2 separate regions of the Homo sapiens genome follow, and region 2 is linked to region 1. The links are chromatin contacts, found by Hi-C or POLR2A ChIA-PET in ENCODE. All regions are on one chromosome and are shown on one strand. The core of a region is the stretch at or near the end of the contact, and the rest is flanking DNA. Distances in the headings are between cores, read along the strand shown.

The links. Hi-C counts contacts between places; a loop is a spot of excess contacts on that map. ChIA-PET counts read pairs that join two places held with the same protein, here RNA polymerase II (POLR2A). Pooled maps may share reads with other maps.
Region 2: a pooled map shows a loop between it and region 1 (6-fold over the local background). The contact joins the enhancer-like site here to the promoter of ASB8 in region 1. A Hi-C loop is called at or near these places in 5 of 50 pooled maps. POLR2A ChIA-PET finds 5 or more read pairs at or near these places in 2 of 52 experiments (H1 and activated CD4-positive, alpha-beta T cell).

The regions. Positions count from the first base shown.
Region 1 is chr12:48,156,135-48,158,982 of GRCh38, reverse strand. ASB8 (ankyrin repeat and SOCS box containing 8) reads left to right here and starts at 1,468. Exons shown (of 4, transcript NM_024095.5): 1 at 1,468-1,524. RefSeq lists enhancers at 1,288-1,507, 1,538-1,587, 1,608-1,657, 1,162-1,684.
Region 2 is chr12:48,284,625-48,287,586 of GRCh38, reverse strand. The region is part of intron 3 of LOC105369753 (a long non-coding RNA gene); the gene reads left to right. Among named protein-coding and RNA genes, the nearest start is that of H1-7, 43 kb to the left of the region's middle. Within about 2 kb of position 1,331, at least 2 of the 41 ENCODE cell types and tissues checked have a DNase peak (open chromatin) inside an H3K27ac peak, as active enhancers do.

The sequences.
Region 1 (2,848 bases), core at 219-2,718:
CCTGGGAGACTCCGCTCATTCTTACATTTGTAAGATGCTGATGGTTTCCCAGAATTTATATACTTCAGCATTTCCCAACCAAGAAATTTGAGAGATGTGGTCCAGTGTGGTGACTCATGCCTGTAATCCCAGCACTTTGGGAGGCCGAGGAGGGTGGATCACCTGAGGTCAGGAGTTTGAGACCAGCCTGGCCAACATGGTGAAACCCCATCTCTAATAAAAATACAAAAAAAAAATTAGCCAGGTGTGGTGGCAGGTGACTGTAGTCTCAGTTACTCAGGAGGCTGAGGCAGGAGAATCACTTGAACCCGGAAGGCTGAGGTTGCAGCCAGCCGAGATCACGCCATTGCACTCCAGCCTGGGTGAGAAGAGCGAAACTACATCTCAAAAATAAATAATGATGATGATAATAATAATAATAATAATAATAATAATAAAAACATTGCCAACATTTGCAACTTGGAAAAATTCACTTTTTAAAAAAAATCTGTATTTCAGCTTCTTTTGAAAAATGGACGATCTCACCATGGTGCAGTGGCAGGAAGTGGAGGGCATATTCCTACCTGGCAAAATTCCTTTGAGTCTGGAGCTCAAAGGAGGCCCACTCCTCAGACCAGGTCATGAACTTTCAGTTTACCATCCTCTTACTGATGTACATGATCTGTCTGGGCCTGCTTTAAATCTCTAATTGGTTAGATTTGGTTGCTTAGAACAAGCTCTGGGGAGTAGGTGTGGGGCACTCTGGTTAAACAGGCTACCGGGCAGACCACAACTCTTGCAGTCTGCCTAAATGGGCTGCTGCTTCACTCCTTCCATGCACCACCACCATGTGCTGCTGACTTCAAAATGTTTATGCTTTGCACAGAAAGTCTGTCACTCAGAGGTGTCATCATGTTTTTGTGCGGGAAGTTTCATTAACCCTAATAAGAGTTATAAAGGTCATTTATTCCTCTACATTTAGAATACTACACCTCTTGGGTGGTTGAGTTTGTCTTTGATATGGTTTACTTGAAGGAGGGTGGACATGTACAGGAGGGTTCTAAGGAGCATAGATTCGTTCCACCATTATGAATAATGCTGTAAGTATTTTTGTCAAAGACACTTCCTACTAAGAGTTTAGTCTCCTAAGCAACTGAACCATTGTGGATGGACCCCTGCTGGCCTGGTCCACGCAGGTGCAACCATATAGAATCGGCCCAACACTCAGGGTTCCTGAGCTTTTTTATCCCCGCTGCAGGACCAAGACCCGAACCCTGCGGCTGTGGCCGAGAACGCTGCACTGAGCCTGCGCGCAAAGCCTCTGAGTAAAAGGAGAAAGTAACCCCCTAACTAGGCCTCTGGAGGGCGAAAGCTGCTGCACAAGTCTGCGCAGGCGCGCCCCGCTGACGAACACTCATCAGTGCGCAGGCGCCCATCTTAGTTGGTCTTCTAGTCCGGTAAACAGAGGGCCTGCCCCCGACAGCTTCTGCTTCCGGGTCACGCCTTGACAGCGGCTTTCAACCCCCACCTCAGCCCAGCAATTCGGTGAGTGCGGTCCTTGGAGTGGGTCTACAGCCAGGTTTCCTAACCCAGGGTACCACGCCCAATAACGCTTCCTCTACTCCCTGGTCGAAGTGCTCTAGTTCTCGAGGCTGAGACTTATTTCCGGGCCTTAGAAGGCAGATCGAAGAGGGGGTTGGTCCGCGTCTGAGGCCCCCCAGCGCAAATTGCGTGATTCTCTTTCAGTACCGGACCTACCGGGATTGCTGCGATCTGTTTAGAGCCCGTGCAGAAAGTGACACCGCACGTCCTTGCGTTTCGTGCCCTTGCCCCCCGCCCCCTAGCCTCAGCGAGACAGCTGCCGCGGGCCCTCCCGCAGCAGGTGCGGTGGGGATTACGGGCGCTGCAGGCTCGGCCAAGGTTCTCCCGGGGCGGGAGGGGGCGGGGCCGAGGCCTCCCTCGCATCAGAGCTGTTGTGTCTTCTCTTTTCCAGTTTGCTTTTTTTTTTTTTTTTTTTCAGCTTCTCAGTAAGTGCCCTTTGGTGTTTTCTCTGGATCCCGTAGCAAAAGAAAACGAGGGAGACAGGGCTTTCAGCTCTAGCAGAGGAAAGGGCCTTCCAAGGGGATCAAACCTTACACGGGCTGCTGTCTAGTGAGATCGAATTTAGCTTTCCTTGACCATTCCTGAAGTGAATGCTGTCTGCCCTGAAGTTTCATTCCTTTACCGGGAGCTTCCAGGCAGCAGCAGACCACTGACCATACTCTCAGGAGTTCTTAGCCCAGAGCCCAAGAGCGCCCGGGAAATTAGTTCAGGATTTAGTTTCATCCGATTATCATGGCCCAGAAATGGTTAACAAAACGACTTTATTTATTTATTTTAATTTTTGAATTTTTTTGTAGAGACGATTGGGTTTTGGGGTCGTCTCGCCATGTTGCTCAGGCTGGTCTTGAACTTCCAGGTTCAAGAGTTCCTCCTGCCTTGGCCTCCCAAAGTGCTGGGATTACAGGCAACAGAACCACTTTGGTCCAAGCCTCCTGCTTTAGATGCTCTGTCTTCTGCTGCCATTCTTGGAATTACCAACTCAAATGCACTTGTCTTTTTTTTTCCTTGAAACAAAAAAATTATAAGATACAGATACTTGTCTCAGAGCAGTTTAGTGGCTACTGGAGAGATTAAAACACATGCCAAATCTAAACTATCTAGAAAATGTCATAGAGACATATAAACAAGTGTGTCAGCTTATCCGTGCATGATAACGGGAGAAAAATACCTAATTTGAATTATCGATACATATGAATATTTTTACTTGCATTCTTTTAATGGAATTTACATCTACTATAAATGGCTACTGATTCACAAAATAGAAACT
Region 2 (2,962 bases), core at 82-2,581, 130 kb before region 1:
ATTATATAACTAATATATAATTAATATTATATTAATATAGTATTATATAGAATGTTACATTAAAAATATCTATGGAGTTTATTATATCATATGTATATGTAACTAGTTTATTGAACAATTTCATACAGTGAGGCACAAGTACGAATCGTGAAATGGTTTTATGTTTCTCTAGTTACTGGCACCAACTGTGATATGCCAAATAATCCCTTCTATTGGATAACAGATCTTTTGATGAATATTCCATAACTGCCTGGTTACTTTCAGAGACTTACAGTCTATTCCTATCTTACAGTCAATTCAAAGCTGGTTTCTGAGGCTGAATGCAGTGATCATGCCTGTAATCCCAGCACTTGGTGGGAGGATCATTTGAGGCTAGGAGTTTGAGACCAGTCTGGGCAACATAGTGAGATCCAATCCCTACAAAAAATTAAAAGATTAGCCAAGAGTAGTGGTCCATGCCTGTAGTCCCAGCTACTCAGGAAGCTGATGGTGGAGGATCAGTTGAGCCCAGGAGCTCAAGGAGTGAGTCATGATCATACCACTGCACTCTAGCCTGGGCCACAGAGCAAGACCCTATTTTAAAAAATAAAAATAAAAAATAAAAACAGCTGGTTCCTCTCCTATCCTCCAATGCTTATCAGGTTTGTAATAGCTTAGAGAAGAGGGAAGGCATGATCTTTCATTCACTCTCTCCCTCTCTAGCACCTTCTAGTGGGCGCTTTGGATGGAGAGTGGTCTGTCTCTGAGACGTTGCTTTTCCCTTCATTTTCAACACCCTAACACGTCTGACATCAGGCACTAGAAGGGGAAATTGAAGGGAAGCAGGAGTTTATTATGCAGTAATGTACCTGCTAAAGATAGAAAAGTATTCCTAGTTATCCTTGGACTCAATTTGGTTTTGTTTCCTACTGGTGGCCTCCATGGATGTGGTAATTTCCATATAGATGCTATATATATTTTTCTGGGGTGATACTTGGGTTTAAACTGGTATCCTCCTTTGCCTAAGTCACCCCAACCCAGAGACATGCATTGAAGCCTCTGTTTGGCATCTGCCTTCATGACCCAACTCCCTCTCTAGACAGGATGTTTCCTCTCTATGTGGCTGCCTAGACAACCCTGTTTCCTGTCCTTTTCTTCATCTCATCTTTATGTGAGCTAGGAGACTGGCAGAACTTGTTTTCTGGTCACAATTCTGCTGACCAAAACAGGATCTAGTCCAGATAGGATAAAGTTAAGAAACTAGCCAAAAACCAGCAGATGGTGACTGAAAGCAATCCCTAGCTGCTGTCATTGCTCGTTAGCATAAGACACTCCCACCAGCACCATGACAGTTTACAAATGCCATGGCAGTGACAGGAAGTTACCACCCCTTTCCATGGCAATGACCTGGAAGTTACCACCCCTTTGGTAGAGAGTTCTAAATAATCTACTCCTCAATTTGCATTAAACCACCCCTTAATTTGCATGTAATTGAAAGTGAGTATAAGTGAGTAAAAGTATAGTTGCCAAGAGCCCATGCATTGCTGATTCTGGGCACATGGCCTGTGAGTTAGCCCTGCTTTGCTAGAAGTAGTACCATTTAATAAAATATTGTTGTCTAACACCACCAGCTCATCCTTGAATTCTTCCCTGGGTGAAGCCAAGAACCCTCCTGGGCTAAACTGCAATTTTAGAGCTCCCCTGTCCTGCCTCAAAGCCACTGGCACCACTGAATTCCTCTTTCTCGATCTACTAGGACCTTGGGGATTTGGTGGAGTGCTCCCATAATTTCATCCAAAGCTCATTACCTCATTGCCCCTATTTTCCCATGGGGTCAGGTAACTCCAGCAAGCCTCTCACATTCAGACATTTCAAGACAAAAGCAAGCACACATTTTTAGGTTCAGTTTTGGGGTGACTCTAGTCACCTCAGTAAAATAAAAGTAGTGATGTCTACCTGCAGAAAAAAATGCTGTATAAGTAGCCTCACTTAATGTCTGACATAAGTAATAAGAATACCTCACATTTATTACACCCTTGTAATGTTTTGTTTGGTGGGACAAAACAGGCTGGAAGGGCTGGGCGCGGTGGCTCACACCTGTAGTCCCAGCAATTTGGGAGGTTGAGGCGGGCGGATTGCCTGAGCTCAGGAGTTTGCCACCAGCCTGGGCAACACAATGAAACCTCGTCTGTACTAAAATACAAAAAAAAGTTAGCTGGGTTGTGTGGTGGCGTACACCTGTAATCCCAGCTACTCGGGAGGCTGAGGCAGGAGAATCACTTGAACCCGGGAGGTGGAAGTTGCAGTGAGCCAAGATTGCACCACTGTATTCCAGCCTGGGCGACAGAGTGAGACTCCATCTACAAAAGAAAAATGGGAAGGGGGTGCTGGAAGAACAGATCTGCTCCTAATTTGTATGTCCAAGTCTAATTTAGAACATACACAAAAATCTGTCTCCTGTACAGCTCAAATGGTTTACCCTAGGTCATGTTAAAAACTTTTATTAATTTTTTATCTTTGCTCTACTGATTATGCAAGGCATTCTTGAGTAATAAAAAGCAGAACCTCTTCCACCTTTAGGAATTTATCATACAGAAATAGTTGTTCATCTGTCCCAAGCATATGTGTACAAGATGTTCATTTACTTATAACAGTGAAAATTTCAAAACCTAATTGTTCATCAGTAAGAGAATAGTTTAATAAATTATAATGCACCTACAGAGGCAGTACATGCAATAGTGGTTAAAAGCATGAGATCTGGAACTAGAACATCTGGTTGAAATTCTGCCTCTGCAATTTACCAGTTATGTGACTATATCTCAATTTCTATATCTATAAACTGGAGGTATACTGGTTCCTACATAATATGGTTATTGTGTGACCTTGAGTAAATTATTTTATCTACTTGACCCCTTCTTTTTTTTTTTGACCTGCTAATGCAACAGTAATTTTTTCTTTTTTTGACTGACCCCCAGTTTTTTTC